Regions from separate parts of the Mus musculus genome. Here region 1 is linked to region 2. The links are chromatin loops, found by intact Hi-C in ENCODE. Cell type or tissue: heart. All regions are shown on one strand. Each heading gives the region's core, and the rest is flanking DNA. Links, peaks and the distances in the headings are about the cores only. Region 1 has its middle 190 kb from the start of Gm38767. Region 2 holds the start of 1700016P04Rik (RIKEN cDNA 1700016P04 gene).

The links. A loop is a pair of places that touch in the nucleus more often than their neighbours do. Peaks named below come from ENCODE experiments on the same cell type or tissue, not always from the same donor. Only the 100,000 strongest peaks of a DNase experiment are listed, where the experiment ranks them.
Region 1: it touches region 2 in a loop (5-fold over the local background); 7 of 42 quality-filtered maps call a loop at or near these places.

The regions. Positions count from the first base shown.
Region 1 is chr6:14,203,858-14,212,200 of GRCm38, reverse strand. No RefSeq gene overlaps it. Among named protein-coding and RNA genes, the nearest start is that of Gm38767, 190 kb to the right of the region's middle. In heart, for the core only: a CTCF peak has its summit at 4,459 (motif pointing right); no DNase peak of the experiment used is centred there.
Region 2 is chr6:13,409,066-13,417,408 of GRCm38, reverse strand. It overlaps 1700016P04Rik (RIKEN cDNA 1700016P04 gene), which reads right to left and starts at 4,072. Exons shown (of 2, transcript NR_038149.1): 1 at 3,859-4,072; 2 at 1,413-1,627. In heart, for the core only: a CTCF peak has its summit at 3,463 (motif pointing left); no DNase peak of the experiment used is centred there.

The DNA.
Region 1 (8,343 bases), core at 313-8,312, 790 kb before region 2:
AAATTCTTAATTCAAAGTAATACATAATAATGAAAGGAAATAGACTATAGATGCATGAAATATTACAAAGTATCTTTTAAATTTTTATTTCAAAGAAAAGTCCATTGCACTTTTGATATGTGAAATACCATGTGGTTATATAAAGATCAACACACATGCATATGCACACACACATACACAATCTGTAGAGAAAGAATGGGCAATATATATATATATATATATATATATATATATATATATATATAAAATGAAATAGTTGTTCAAGAAGAACTGTAAGACACTGATGAAAGATTGAAGATACCTGATAATGCATCATAATCCATGAGTCTCTTATAGAAAAGTCACCATGTGCATAACAACTCCACAACTCTAGGACCCTTCATTTTATTTCAAAGTTTTCTTATTCATTTTATACATTATTGTTCATTAAATAAGTTTTTCTGCATTAGTACTGGCAAAGGAACTAGAAAGAAATATATACCAAACAACATAAATAAAGTGTGTCTGTAAGACTTAAAATACCTTTTTACTTTATATGTCTATAAAGTGTGTAGGAGCCCAACTCTCCGAGAGACTGAGCATAATGTGGATTTGTCTTCAGCACATGCTAGTTCCCTGCTTCTACTGCATTCTGCGTTTTCCTTTTTGCTTATTTCTCTTTTCCAGTCTCATCTTGGCATATTTTTCTTATGGATTTTTTTATTATAACCTCATGTTCATATTTTTAAATCTCATTAGCTGTCTATGTTTTTCTTCATTTTTAAATCCCACCAGTTTTGGGCTATGATTATTTTCAGCCAAATTTTGAGAATGAGAAGTATGTATACTTGTGGCCTAGCCTCTTAATTATAAGTTCCCACAAAACTCATTAGTGAGAAGAGCCGTGTACAGCTGGATTGTAAACAACTCAATTGAAAAGCTTTATACTCACAGGTATTAAAATAGAGCAGCTTATTATTTTTTTAATATCTGTGTCTGCACAGATAACCCCTCCCTGCTGGGTAATGGAAATTCTAATTATACCTCTCTTTCTCTGGTCAACATCCAACCAGCCAACTCAAACTTAGAAATATCATAGAAGCTGCTTCATCTTTCGATTTCTCCCTTCCTTCTCCTACTTTAAAGATGAGGAAGCTTGGCTAATTAAACTTAAGGAGCAAGCTTAAGTTCATACTCCTGATCAGTGGCAGGGACAAGGACTGAACCTTGGTTATCTGTCTATAGAGCCAATACCCATTATTAAAAAAAGCAAACAAACAAAAATTCATGCTGCAAAAATAATCTTTTACTTAAGATAACACTAAATACATTCAATATATTGAGGCATCATCAGGGTTTTTATCTAATATATGTTGATGCACAGGATACACAAACTATTTTGAAATACAGGAGACCATGTAATTTATGTATCTGAAGGTAAATTTTGAAATACAATGTCAATTCTGGAAAGAAGTCATTGGTTTTATAAGGCACTACAAATAGGGAATTAGTGAAACTGGATCATTGGCTCTTGCAAAAATTTGGTTTCCTTGGGAAAGTAAAAAGAGGTAAACCCCTGGTTTTAATGCATTTTCTAAAATTTTAATGTATTGTCTTGTATTGTGTGTTTTTGCTTAATTCAAAGTAATACATAATAATGAAAGGAAATAGACTATAGATGCATGAAATATTACAGAGTATCTTTTAAATTTTTGTTTCAAAGAAAAGTCCATTGCACAATGTGAAATACCATGTGGTTATATAAAGATCAACACATGCATATGCACACACACATACACAATCTGTAGAGAAAGAATGAGCAATATATATATATATATATATATATATATATATATATGAAATAGTTTATTTCATGTTCTTAGCTCACCAGCATAAAATTTGTTACCAGCATAGCTCCATCTCACTCTTAAATAAGGCATATCTACAAATATTTTATCTACAAGACGTATTGCAGCCATCTTTGGCTCAGGTCAAAATGGATATGGAGTATTTTAAACACAAACAAACAAACAAACAAGTAAATAATAACATATAACATAGAGACCAGGGAATTATCTTTGGTTGACCTAGGAGCACTGCCCTTTCCTGAAGGGCAATCAAGGAGGAATGGGAAGGGGAGGTTGGAGCTGGGGGGCAAAGGGAAGGAAGGGGAACTGCCATCGGGATGTAATATATGAGAGGATAAATTAATAATTAAAAATGCATCATGGCATTAATGCACCATGAAAATATAACTGACTTACTGTTTGAAAACTGAAATGACAATAGACTGTTGCTGCCCCTTTCTACCTTAGCTAGGATCATGTGCATCAAGTAACTTCACCTTTCCATTGCTGTGCTGATTGCATCTGAGATAGAAAGCTTCCTGATTAACCAGGTACCAAAAGATAATCTGTGTCTTTTCATCCTGGTTCAGAGCCAAGGCCATAGCAACTTTAGAGATTAGCTCTAGCCAAGAAAACTGAAGAGAATGGCAAGAGTGATATCAATAGCATCATATTTGGTTTCTGTACAGTTGTTTCTACTGTAACTTGATGGACAGCAATGACTCACATTGAGAAATTGAGAACTCTAAATAATACACTTTGAAATGTAATTAGCAAAAAAATCCAAATTCAGTGTACAAATAACTCATATATTGTGCTCATTAAAAGATCTCAGACTCTAAGTAGTGGAATGCACTGCACAATAATACAAAATATTGTGTCACTCCTAGCATTGTAAATGGTGCATGACATAAATCTTGGAAATAAGCATAGAAGAAATTGATTCTTAGTGCCAGGATAGGGTTGGTTTTATCTGAAGCATCTGCATTGTTTTTACTTTAGGAGAATTTTTAATGTCTGCAAGGATTGTGCTTCTCTGATGATCACTGGTAGAAAGCTTAGCCAAACTTTTGATCCAACAGCAAATTAGTTTTACTTCATGTTTATAAATATCAGCTTACCTCTGTTCTAACTTTCTCACGGTTCTCCTTTTAATGTTTCCTTTTACTGCACCTTAACTGATTTTGCAAACAATAACCAGTGAACATGAATCACATTCTGTATATATCATTTTCAATTTACCACCTACTCGAAAATACCTGGGGAAAGGGTGAAGCCAAGTAAACGTGGTTCATTTTAACTCATGCCTAAATCAAGATTGGGCTTATTATGCCTAAAGGTATACTATGTACTCAATGGCAAGATTCCTTAAAGGCTGAACTCTGGGCCAACATCATTACAAAGGCTAGATACATTTTCGAAACATAAAGTTTTAGACATCTTACCAGACTTATCAAATTATAAATCCTCCTGTAGGGACTGAAAAATCTGTGTGATAACAGTCCCCCACATCATGAGAGATGTTCCCTTCACATCATGCCAATGAAAAGTATTGCATGGGTTTCATTTATGTTTTATTTAACCCAAAGACAAGCTTTAGTTCACAAGTCTTCACCTTGACTGTACAGTAAAATAGATTAGGAAGATTTTAAAAATTGCAGTACCTATAATGTATCCCATAAAGATTGTATCAGTCAGGAACCAATTAACAGGGTGTTTTGTTTTTATATACACCCCCAAATGTTCTGGTACACAGCCAACATTTAGTATCAAATCAATATTTGGAATATAAATGGCAAGGTTATAAACTCATCATAAAATTATCAACGATGTCTAGAATCTCACAGGACTTTAGAATCAATCATTCTTTAAGAACTTTAATGCAGCAGGTAACCATACTGTAATTTTGAGAAATTGTTAATCTGCATTCCTCTATCACTTTACACAACATAAATACCAAATAATTCAAAGAATAAAAATTTTAAAATAATTGGTATAAAGAAAAGTACTAGAATTATAGACATTGGAAGTTTTTTGCAAAATCTAGAAGTGATAAGGGGCTTAGTATACCATGCTACTAACTAAAAGGCAAGAGAAGGAAGACGACTAGATCCCACTGTCCTGCCATTGGTGTAGGATAGCATCCTCACATTGGAATGGTGCTTTGTGCTTTCTCGGCCTTTGTTGTGGTATGGTCTGCTGCATCAGACTGAATTAAGTATTTTTTATAGAAAGATGGCGGTACTGAACAATACTAAAAAGAATTGTGTCAGTGGCTTGTTCTTTGTGGCCAAGTTCTAAGGCAAAATAATATGGTAGCAAATCCTTACCCATGTTTTGTCTAAAATAAAGGAAATGAAAATTCTTTCAAGAGCAGGAAAGGAAGTTTGAGAACTAGGAGTTGTGCCTTGCATCATATGGAGAACTCCAAGAGAGTGGGCTCTTCTGGGGAGTCCCACTGCCATCACAATAACAGGAAACCAACTATAATGGCTCTGTGGCCGATATGGAGTAACCCTAATATCAGAGTAATAGTAAGAAAGATAAAATTATCCAGAAAACATGCAGCTGGAAGTTCTGATATTGATCTAGGGACCTGAGTTTTCATGGCTGTAACAAGAGGAAACGCCAGCAGATGGCAGCATGAACTACTACACAGTGGGGGGATGCAGCCATTTTAGTAAGGCCTGCCACCTGTGGGTGAAGTGAACTGCAAATGTGGAAGCACCAGTGACATTGCTCAACACCATTACTCTCCAGGTGGCCCCTGGAGTTTCCATGCCTCTCTAGGAAGAAGCAGAGGTAGAGGAATTAAAGAAGCTGACATGCTTGAAACTGGTTTATTCTGTAGTGCCTAGACTACATATATCTGTCTGTTACTGGGTGCAACAGGACTGATTTTGAGTGAACACTGAAAATACAAGTTAAGTTTGGGCATTTCAAAGGATGGTGTGAACATGTAGTATGTGAAAATATATAGGAATATTTTAAGATATGATACATCATTTTTACATGGCAAACATCTTATGGAAAGGTCAAGAGATGAAGGATGTATTGCCCCTTAAGCCCGGGCTCACACTTGGATATATACCCATTCTCTTAGATGTCTTTCTAAGCATCTCTCATCCTTAAACCTAAATTAAAATGTTTTTAATAAGCTATTACTCTTCATTAGAAATAGATAAAGGATAGCAAATGTAACAAGGATACATAAACAAGAAACTTAATTTCCTTATATCCAAAACCACATACTGTCCCCATCCTATTTACTTTTTTGTTAGACTAAAAGAACAAAAAATGAGAATTATCAGTAAGAACTGCAACATTCATCCATCTTGAATATGCCCTTTTACAACCAAACAGCCATGCAACATAATGAGTTGTCCAAATTTTAATCTTGCATATCGAAATCTTTTTTTCACCTGATATATTCAATATTGAAACATTGTAATATTGGAATCTAAAATGTTTCCTAAAAATAAGCTATCAGAGAATCCACATGCAAGTTGTCCTTTCCCTCTGTGTACAGGCCAGAGGAATTCTGCATGAAAACGACTGACTGATTTCAAGGTTCTAAAGTCTAGTGTGGCTGCCTACAAAGAACCATTCATTCTAACTCACAGATTTTTCTCCCTGTTGATATGTAGAAACAGGCAATTCCACTTAATTCTCCACCAAATATTTAAACAGTATGCATTTTAAAAGATAATATAAACAGTAATGAAAAAGAATTGTCATTGTAATCATATCTATTTGCCACCATAATCTGCCGAAGTTTATAGTAGCACTTGTTTCCCTGCCTTATTTTTGTCTCCTAATTCTTAATCTTTTCAATAATAGCTTATGTTTGTTCCTTTCCTTTTCATTGCTGATCTTAGAAGCAAATGTTTTTATTGCAAGTGTCAAGAACAGAGCCTGCCAATAAGTATATGTTAGAGAAGCAGACACACATTTAAGTCTGTACGTTGGCTGAAATTAATTTCACTATGTGATATAAGAACCTAAGCAGTAGTCTTCTGCCCAGGAATATCTGCTGGGGTGGACTGTTAGCTAGTCTGATCCCCTGGAGACACCATATCCTGAGACAACCCAGAAGATCCACTTCACTCTAGGTTACTGACACTAAGGTCTGAGGCATCCCAGGAGATCTGCTATACACAAGGCAACCAAGCAACTGATCACCAACTTGTGTGCTCCCCTGAAGACACTGCAGCTTGAAGGCATCCCCGGAGCTCCTCTGTAGACAGGGCAACTGGGCAACAGACACCAGCCTGAAGACCTGCTTGGGGACACTGTGGAATGCAGAACAACTGACCCAACAGACTGAAAGCCTCCCTGGAATTCTGCTGCACACAGGGAAACAGAAACCACAGTCAGTAGATTTCCCTTGGAAAATATCTTTGCACAAGACAACAGCCAGACTACTCCTCTGAAGACCCAACAGTCTGAAGGCCTGCCAGGAGATCTACTGAAGCCAGAGCAACAGATCAACAGTTTCTCTGCCCCTCTGAGGATCCCCTAGTTGGAAGGCCCCACAGTGGTCTGACACAGTCAGGGCCACAGGCCTAACAGGAGACCTGAAGCAACCCAGGGCCAAAAGAGTCAGTCTCCAGACAAAGTCACCCAGACCAGCAAACTCCAGGGGCAACCAGATGGCAAGAAGCAAGATCAAGATTATAAGTAACAGAATCCAATATACATGGACATCATCAGAACCCAGCTCTCCCACCACAGCAAGCCCTAAATAAACCAAAACATCTTAAATACAGTAAGCTGAGCAAAAATCCTACCTCATGAAATTAATAGAGTCCTTTAAGGAAGATATAAATAACTCACTTAAAGAAATACAAGATAACATAATCAAACAGGTGGAGGAATTGAATAAAGCAGTTCAACACCTAAAAGTGGAAGTAAAAATAATATAGAAAACACAAATGGAAGCAAACCTGGGAATGGAAAAACCTAAAAAGAGGTCAGGAATTACAAATGTAAATATTACCAACATAATAAAAAAGACAGAAGAAAGAATCATGCATGTAGAACATACAGTAGAAGAGATTGAAAGAACTGTCAAAGAAAATTCAAAACATAAAAAATTCCTAACCCAAAGCATCCAGGAAATTCAGGACATAATGAAAAGATCAAATCTAAGAATAATCAGAATAGAGAAGAATGAAGATTCCCAGCTCAAAGGATTTGAAAATGTCTTCAACAAAATAATAGAAGAAAATATTCCCAACCTAAAGAAAGAGCTGAACATAAATACACAAAAAGCCCATAGAACACCAAATAAATGGGACCAGAAAAGAAAATCCTCATCACATGATAATTAAAACACTAAACTCATAGAACAAAGACAGAATATTAAAAGGTGCAAGGGAAAAGGCCAAGAAATATACAAAAGTAGACCTATCAGAATTACACCAGACTTCTCAACAGAGACTATGAAAGTCAGAAGAGCCTCTTCAGAGGTCATGCAGACTCTAAGAGAACACAAATGCCAGCCCAGAATACTATACCCAGCAAAACTCTCAATCAACATAGATGGAGAAACCAAAATATTCCAGGACAAAACCAAATTCAAACAGTATATATCTACCAATCCACCTCTACAGAGGATCCTAGAAAGAAAACTAACACAAGAAACAACCTAGACCAAAGAAAAGACAAGTTACTAAGCATATCACAACAAAGCCACAATGAAACTAAGAGAAGTTATGAACCAAATAGATTTAACAGATATCTACAGAACACTTCATCCTAAAACAAAATAATACACCTTTTTCTCAGCACATCATGGTACCTTCTCCAAAATCGACCATTTAATTGGTCAGAAAACAACCTTCAATTGATACGAGAAGATTGAAATGATTCCATGCATCCTAACAGATCACAATAACTTAAGGCTGATCTTCAATACCATCAAAAACAACAGAAAGCCCACATATACATGGAAACTGAATAACTCTTTCCTTCCTCAACAATAACTTGGTCAACGAAGAAGTAAAGAAATTAAAGACTTCCTGGAATTTACTGAAAATCTTGACACATCATACTCAAACTATTGGAAAACAATGAAAGTGGTACTAAAAGGAAAATTCATAGCAATAAGTGCCCTGGTAAAGAAACTGAAGAGATCTTACACTAACAACTTAACAGCATGCCTGAGAGCTCTAGACCAAAAAGAAGCAAACTCACCCAAGAGGAGTAGAATGCAGGAAATAGTCAAACTCAGGGCTAAAATCAACCAAAAAGAAACAAAGAGAACAATAGAAAGAATCCACAAAACCAAAATCTGGTTCTTTGAATCAACAAGATATATAAACTCCAGCCAAACTAACTAAATGGCCCAGAGGTAGTATCCAAATTAACAAAATCAGAAATGAAAAGGGAGACATAGTAACAGAAACTGAGGAAATTCAAAAAAATCATCAGATCATACTACAAATGCCTACAATCATCAAAACTAGAAAAGCTAGATTAAATGGATTATTTCCTAGACAGATACCACATCCAA
Region 2 (8,343 bases), core at 95-8,094:
TGACTCCCTGAGGTTCAATACTGGCCATGAAAGATAGCAGGAAGCCAACTAGCCCAGGTGGAGAGCATTAGGGTTAGCAGTGGAAAGTAGAATTTGTTACAGACATATCCTGGGAATTCCAGTAGTACTACAAAAGATCTGAGATTGCTTCAGCAGAAGAAGAGAAAAGTGAGGGTGCAGAATCCTTATAGAGGCCAGCTGCATCCTCCCCCCCCCCCCCCCCGAGTAGGGGCTGCACTTGCTGCCTTGAATTCTTAACATGTCTTTCTCTATACATGTTCCACTAGTGGTATTACCACTGCTAGGCTGCCCTGAGCCCTAGTAATAGTATAAGACAGGAGAGTTTTGTGGACATAAATTGGTGGGAAATTCTTTGTATACATAGGGCCCTGAATTCATCCCCAGCTGCTCGATAAATAAACAAGAGCTGCCATTGTTTTCATTGTTTTACCTTGTTATTCTTTCTGCCTGCATCCCTTGCATAATTCAGAAACTTTCTTTTTCCCTCTGGAAATCACCTGAACTGGAGATTCAGGTGAGTACCTGTTTAAGCCTTCCCCTTTTTCTTGGGGTCTCCTGGGCTCCCCAGCTCTCCATCTAAGCTCTGCACATGCCTGTGATCTTTTCCAAAAATTTCATTAGTTTGGAGACTGAGTGCTGACTAGTTGACATATACATTGGCCCGAAGTTATTCATGTCAACAAACAAACAAACAAACAAACAAAAACAACGCCCCCCCCCAAACCAAAACTTCACTGTCCTGCAACTAGCTTCCTATTTGAAGATGCAAAACCTTCCCGATGAAAATCCTACCTTTTTTGAGCAAGGTAGAGTGTACAATCATGTGGTATCTGAAGAAAATAAAGTGAGCAGTGGTATTCATTTCAGAGGAAAGCTGGGGGTTATGCTACCGGACTTCAGTTAGCAGGGATAGCTATTGTAGGCACTGGAACAATGCCAGGGATGGGGCTCAGGGGTACGTTCCTTCAGAAGATCTTTTCTGCCTTGTGTGGCTTGTTAGAGAAGGAATTGCAGGACGTGAAGCAAGTATTGCTGTGTAACTCAAAAGGATTATAACAACAAAGCCTATTAGAAAGCTAAGTTAATTTTATCTGCATCTGAAAATCTTGGAGTGAAAAATGACTATTCCCATTGCCCTGGTCTCTCTAGCTCCTGCACACACCACAGACTGTAGTTTTCTTCTCTAATATCCCCTTTCCCATTCCCCCTGCCCCAAATCTCCCCAGCACCACAAGCAGGGAAGTCTTTGGTTTCTCAACAATTTCTCGACCTGTTGAAATTAAAGAAACCATGGAGGTTCTCGGTTTGTCATTGGTATTCCTGGATAAACCTTTCTCTAAACTGTCAATAAATACATGTGTATGTCACTTAGGCAATAAAGGACAGAAAAATATATTTCCTAATTTAATGCATCAAAGGAGGTGATCCTCTTGCATTCCTTGTACCCAATTTCTTTAGGTCTGTTGCTGAGGAGTTTGACTAAGACGTAAGACACACAGCCCCACTTTCTGAACATCAGAGCAGTCTCCATTTGTATTCTCCGAACTACACAGCGTTTGATTTTTACAGTCCAGGGTACTGTTGACTTCGGGAATATCTTCACTTCCTAAAATCAAACATAAACAACAACATTCTTGGAAAATATTTGGTCACAAAGTTTTAGCAGTGGTTTCAAAATAAAGTTCTATGGGAAATAAGAATTTATCACAGTGACAACACAGTTGTTAAAGTGACATGAACACATGTTTAAAAAGCCAGTGACATGGTTTGTAGTTTGATTTGGTGTAGAGAATTAATGGCCTGCTTGTAAACTGAATAAGCCCAGCATCACTGGGTAAGCATGCATGGTCATCACTGAACATTCAGAGCTGAACATGATACCATGTTGAAAGTTCTGTCATTCTAGGTAGGTGAGGGTCACTGTACATAAAGCTCAGGTATCTTTCTGAGAAAGTGGCTTGAAATCCATAGCCAGGGCTTCTATGTTTTCCTTTCATATACTTCAATCAGAGACTATTTTGAGATGTTGAATCACCACCACTCTAAGTTCATTTATGTATCTTAATTTGTGTGTGTGTGTGTGTGTGTGTGTTTGTATGTGCATCATGTGTTGCAGCACTTGAAGAGGCCAGAAGAAGGTTTTGAAGTTACAAGTGGTTGTGAATTGTTCAATGGAAGTTCTCTATATGAGCTGTATTCAGAGCTGTATTCAAGTCTTCTGGAAGAGCAGGAAAGAAGTACTCTTCAATGTGGAGCCGCCGCATCTAGTCCATCATTACCCTTTGAAGTTACTGTTTTCTAAGTCTGCTTTTTGGTTTGAGTCTTCTTGATAATTCTTCCCTTCCAAAAATATTATTTTATGTAGTTTTCAAACTCTCTTGTATATCTAGGCATAGAAGAGAGAAAGAAGGAAAAAGAGAGACACACAAAGAGAGACATAAAGAGACAAGAAGTATGAAGATGAGGAGGAGGAAAGAAGAAAAGACTAGAAAAGGAAAAGCTGGAATGGATGACTTCTGAATTGCCTTTCCCCTCCACTAACACAGAGCCTTTTATTTTCACCATCACAAACAGGGCACAAGACACCCAAGAGACAGAGAAAGGACAGAGGTAGAAGGATCTTGACAGTAGTTGTGCATTCATATAACTTGAAATGTCTGTGTTTTTTGGAAAGTTCTGCCATGTTTATCCATAGCTACAGCATCTTCATATCTGTGCTAGGTTATTAACACCTGGGCATCTCCTTGTCACCACAGAGTTGTCATTCCTGAAAACTGGCTCATCTCCTAAGTCACTTAGGAGCCTGTTCACTCATGTGCCCCCACTCACACTTGCCTCTTCTCACTAAGACATCACTCTTTAAAGCATTTGAATATCACATACCTCCATTTCTTCCTTTCTGTTCTTAATCTTATCAAACATTTATTACTTCTTGGGGACTTGATGCTTTAAGACTTAATAAGTTCAGAGTCATTTTTTTCAAATAGCTTTTTAATTTTGTTGGGTATATTTTATTTTTGATAATTTTATATCTGAATATATTTATCATTTTCCCTTCCTCTCTCCTCCCTTCAATTCTTCCTTTGCCCTCTCATAATTCTCAAATTCATAGTATCTAACTTCTTAACTATTATTGTTACAGGTGTCTCTATACATTATCTATCTATATATACACATAAGTCATGAATAATAATAGTAATAATAATAATAATAACAACAATAATAATAATGAATCATGTTCCATCTGGCTGAAGATATTCTGAAATGAAAGGAGAAATTACTGAGTGTATAGACTGTAAGAGGGGCACTATCAGGCTGGGGATGGCTCAGTGGTTAAAGGCCTATACTGCTCATGATGAAGAGAATCTGAGTCTGACTCCTAGCACCTACAACTGGAGGTTCACAAAGGCCTTGGGACTCCTGCTCCAGGGACTTAGCACCCTCTGCTGGTCTCTTCAGGCACTCATGCTTGTAGCAACCCTGCTTTCCACAAGACACATATGCATACAATATTTTAAAATTAACATCTTTTAAAAAAGAGGCACTAACACCAAACCAAAACAAATATAAAGGAAATAAGTTCCTAATTCCCTTCCTTGTAAATATATAAATCTACCCCTAGAACTGAGATGAGAATGTTTGTATGAAGGAAAAAGTTCTTCAGATTCTACTCCACTTTCAAGTAGCTACTTGTATAGAAATGAACTCATCCATTTCGTAATTCTTTCGAACCAAATATGCATTGAGAATATACTGAGACACATTGCTGGTTATGAACACATTACTTCACACATTGTTCTCACTAGCTAATACTCTTGTCTATTATGAAGGTCTTACCTGAGTTTAACAACAGGCCCAGAAAGAGAAACATTAAGATACAGTAATGAATCTTCATTGCAAAGCAGTGTGGAAACAGCTAAGCATGCCACAGGATGAACAGCTCTGTGGAGACGATGTTTGAAGAATCAGAATTGCTGTATATAGTGATATCTGTGGATGAGCAAGATCTTACATGCTATGGTCTTACTTTCCTGGGCCATCCACTCCGACCGCTGCCCTGCACCCAGCCTGCTGGTTTTGATCATATTGTGACACAGACAAGCCCTTATTGCATCATCACAGCATATCTTGTTTATTCCTCTCCCTCTACAGTCTCAGGGACCACCCACAGGGATCACACTTTGGCCTCTTATCCCTTCACAGAAATCTAACTTAAGATCTCCATTGGAGAAGTACAGGCCCACATCTTTTTTACTTTCCACATGGGCTGAGTGCCAATTCCTATTGTATATTTTCCTTTCCTCAATTGGACATCCTGTTCACCAGCGTAAATGCCTGAACAAATCCATGTGATCATTTGACAAACCTAAGTTATGACAGCCTCCAGCTCAGATCTTCTCCACCCCCCAGTCTAAGTATTACAAAGAGTTCTGAAAAACATCATGTGATTATGCTTTTTCTATTTTTACCTGGTCATCTTGGGCATTTTCCATTAAATGTAAATTCCCCAAAGAAAGGGATTCCATACTACCAAATCTTAAAGCCCAGCACAGGGTTCTACATGGTAAATGCTCATAGAAACTTCTAGACTGGAAAAGCTCACTTCTCACTTTTCTCACTTAATCTCAATATTCTTTTTCTTTTATTTACTCCTTTTACTCCGCAGGAGCTGTTCATATCAGAATAAGAAGCTGCTGGCCCTCCCCTTCAAACACATACTAAAATTTCCTCATCTTTCATGAAAAAAGTCACTAGTATGTTATTTCATGTCCACTTCTATCAGCACTAGAATGTAATTCTCTTTGTTTGAAAAAAAAAAAAAAGGTCTTGGTAAGCTGGTTCAGCTGGTCTACAACTCCCAGACTCAAATGCTCCCTCTAACACAGTCTCTGCAGTACCCGTACTGCAGGCCTTCTTTGCCTTTTGTTGTACAAGTTTTATTTCCTCCCTCAAAAGTCATCAACTTTCTGAGTTCTTGTTGGTCGGTCATTTTTGTCATTTCCTTCCATCAAAAACACCACAATATCATGTTTCTCTCCAAACTTCATGTGGTTAGCAAATAGTTTCAGTGAAGATAGGGAACGGAAAACAAAAACAAACCAGTAAACGCTCTTTAATGCTGTTTTCTTTGAAAGCCCAAAACCATCTTAAATGGGAAGCAAGTATAAGAAACACTCTATTTTCTCTGGACTCTGTGATGGTAGATTCCCCACCCTTCATTCTGCTGTGTCCACTTTAAAGATTTTCTAGTAGTAGTAGTAAAAGTCTAGAGATCCTAGGGTTTATGCCCATGAAAAAGAAGTTTACTGGTACTCTGGATCCAAGTGAGCATTCCTCTTTGTAGGTATGCCTTTTACCCTAGATTTCTCCCACTATGGGTCTCAACTCCATTCTCCTCCTTAAAGATGTCACCCAAATCCTCAGATTATAGATACCTATAAAGGTATAAGAACCACACAGAATACCAAATAGATAGGACCAGAAAAGAAAGTTCTTTGACCACATAATAATCAAAACACTAAATGTATAGAATGAAGAAAAACCCTAAAAGCTGCAAAGGAAAAGGCCAAGTGACATTTAAAGACAGACCTACCAGAATAACACCAGACTTCTCAGCGGAGACTCTGAAAGCCTGAAAGATCTTATAGATGTATGGCAAACTCTAAGAAATCACAGATGCCAGCCCTAGAATACCATACCTAACATAATGTAAAATCACCACAGGTTGAGAAAAATAAGATATTCCATGATAAAGTCAAATTTAACAATACCCACCTATAAAACCAGCCCTAAAGAAATTGTTAGAAGGAAAACTCTAACTTAAGGAGGTTAGCTACCAAAAATTAAGGAAATACATAATGTTAACACTAGAACATTTTTTAAAAAGTGAAGAATATGTGTACATACATGACCACCATTATCACCATTACAACCATCATCACCACCACCAACAACAACATAACAGGAACCAATAATCATTTGTCATTGGTATCTTTCAATATCAGTAGTCTTAATTCCCCCCCAAAAAGACAAAGAAAATGGATATGAAAACAGGATTCATCCTTGTACTGTATCCAACAAACACATCTCAACATCAAGGATAAACATTTCCTCATAGTAAAGGGTTGAAAAGAGATATTCCAAGCAAATGGAGCTAAGAAGCAAGTGGGTATAGCCATTTTAATATCTAACAAATTAGGCTTTAAACAAAAACTAGTCAAAAGAGATAGGGAAGGATACTACATACACATCAAAGGAAAAAATCCACTAACATGACATTTCAATTCTTAATATGTATACCCCAAACACAAGGCCCTACCCAATTTATAAAAGAAACACTTCTATAGTTTAAAATCACATATTGACACTCATATACTGATAACAAAAGACTTCAATAACTTACCCATTTGTCCATTACCCAATAATGGAGAAAAAATAATAAACACAGATAATACTAACGCTAACAGGCATTATAAATCAAATGGATCTAACAGATATCAACAGAATATTTCACCTAAAATGAAAAGAACATAGCATGTTTTTCAGCATCTCATAGAAATGTTTTCAAAAATAGCGACAGACTTGAACACAAATCAAGTCTCAACAAATACAAAAAAATTGAAATAACTCCCTATGTTTTATTAGGCCACCATGGATTAAAGTTAAACTTCAACAATAACAGAAACAACAGAAAGCCAACAAACTTATTGAAACTAAACAATTCCATACTGAATGACCAGTGGGTCAAGAAAGAAATATGAAAGGATCTAAGGGATTTTAAAATTTATGTACAACAAGTAAACCAATTAAAAATGGGGTATAGACTTAAACAAAGAATTCTCAAAAAAGGAATCTCAAATGGCTGAGAAACAAAGAAATGTTCAACATCCTTTGATGTGAGAGAAATGAACATCAGAAGTACTTTGAGATTCCATCTTTTACATATTAGAATGGCCAAGATCAGTCACACAAATGATAACATATGCTGGCAAGGATGTGGTGTAGGGGGAACCTTCCATTGCTGATGGAAGAGCAAATTATATAGCTACTTTGGAAATCAATATGGTAGTTTTTCAGAAAATTTGGAATCAACCTACTTCAAGATACAGCTGTACTACCCTTGGGCATATACACAAAGGATGCTCCATCCTCCAACAAAGACACTTCCTCAACCATGTTCATTGTGGCTTTATTCATAATAGCCAGAAACCGGAAACAACCTAGATGTCTCTCAGCAGAAGAATGGATAAAGAAAATATGGGTACATCTACATACTGTAGTATTACTCAGATGTTAAAAAAAACCAAATAAACAAAATGCTATCATGAAATTTGCAGGCAAATAGATGAAACTAAAAAACATAAAAAATAAAACAAATCATTCCAAGTGAGGTAACCCAGACCCAGAAAGATAAATAGGGTATTATTCACTTAAGAAGATATTAACTGTTAAGTAAATGATCTCCGAGCTAAAATCCATAAACCCAAAGAGGTAAGATAATGAGGAGGCGATCTGTGGTGTACCAATGGCTCTCCCCTGGAGAGGGAAAAGTTGATTTCACAAATGGATTAGGAATAGGTGAGTGCAGATATGGGGAGATGTCAGGTAGGGGAAAATGAAGTAGAGGGAGAGAAAAGAGGCAGAGATGGTTAGAATTAGTAGACTTTGGGGGTGGTGTGGAAACCTAGTGCAGAGGAAACTGCCTAGAGTCTATGGAAGTGATCATAATGAGGACTCCTAATAATGGGCTCTAAGGAGATTCAACTGGTCATATCTGTTGCCAGGTGAGGATTCCCATGGCTGGTCTCCACTGTATTAAATTGAATTGTTGACCAAAGAGTTCCAATGAGAAATTCCCAAATAACCCAGGGTATTTCAATGACAAAGGATCGTTCCTTGAAAATCGACAGCTGGGCCCTATTGCTGAAGACAACATTCACAAAACTCATTGGACATGAAGAAGTCAAGCTGGTGCCTACATGGCCCTTTCATCCCTACTTTCTAGTGTCTTTGGTATAGGAAGGTAAGTTTCTGGCTACTGAAAAAGAAATATAGACACCAACCCAAGCACAAAACCCTTAACCTACAATCTGTCCTTCCTACAAATTATGCTTGGGCATTGGTGGTAAAGAACTTGTAGAAGTAGTCAATCAATGTCTGATTTTATGTAAGGCCTACTCCAATCAGAATAAGCTCATACCCCACATTGCTTGGGTAACCAAGAATTAGAAACTGGATATCCCAGAGACCTAGGGTAAAACAAAACACTACAGATAAGAAAATAAAGCAGCATCAATAAAATGAATCCTAACAATATTCTGC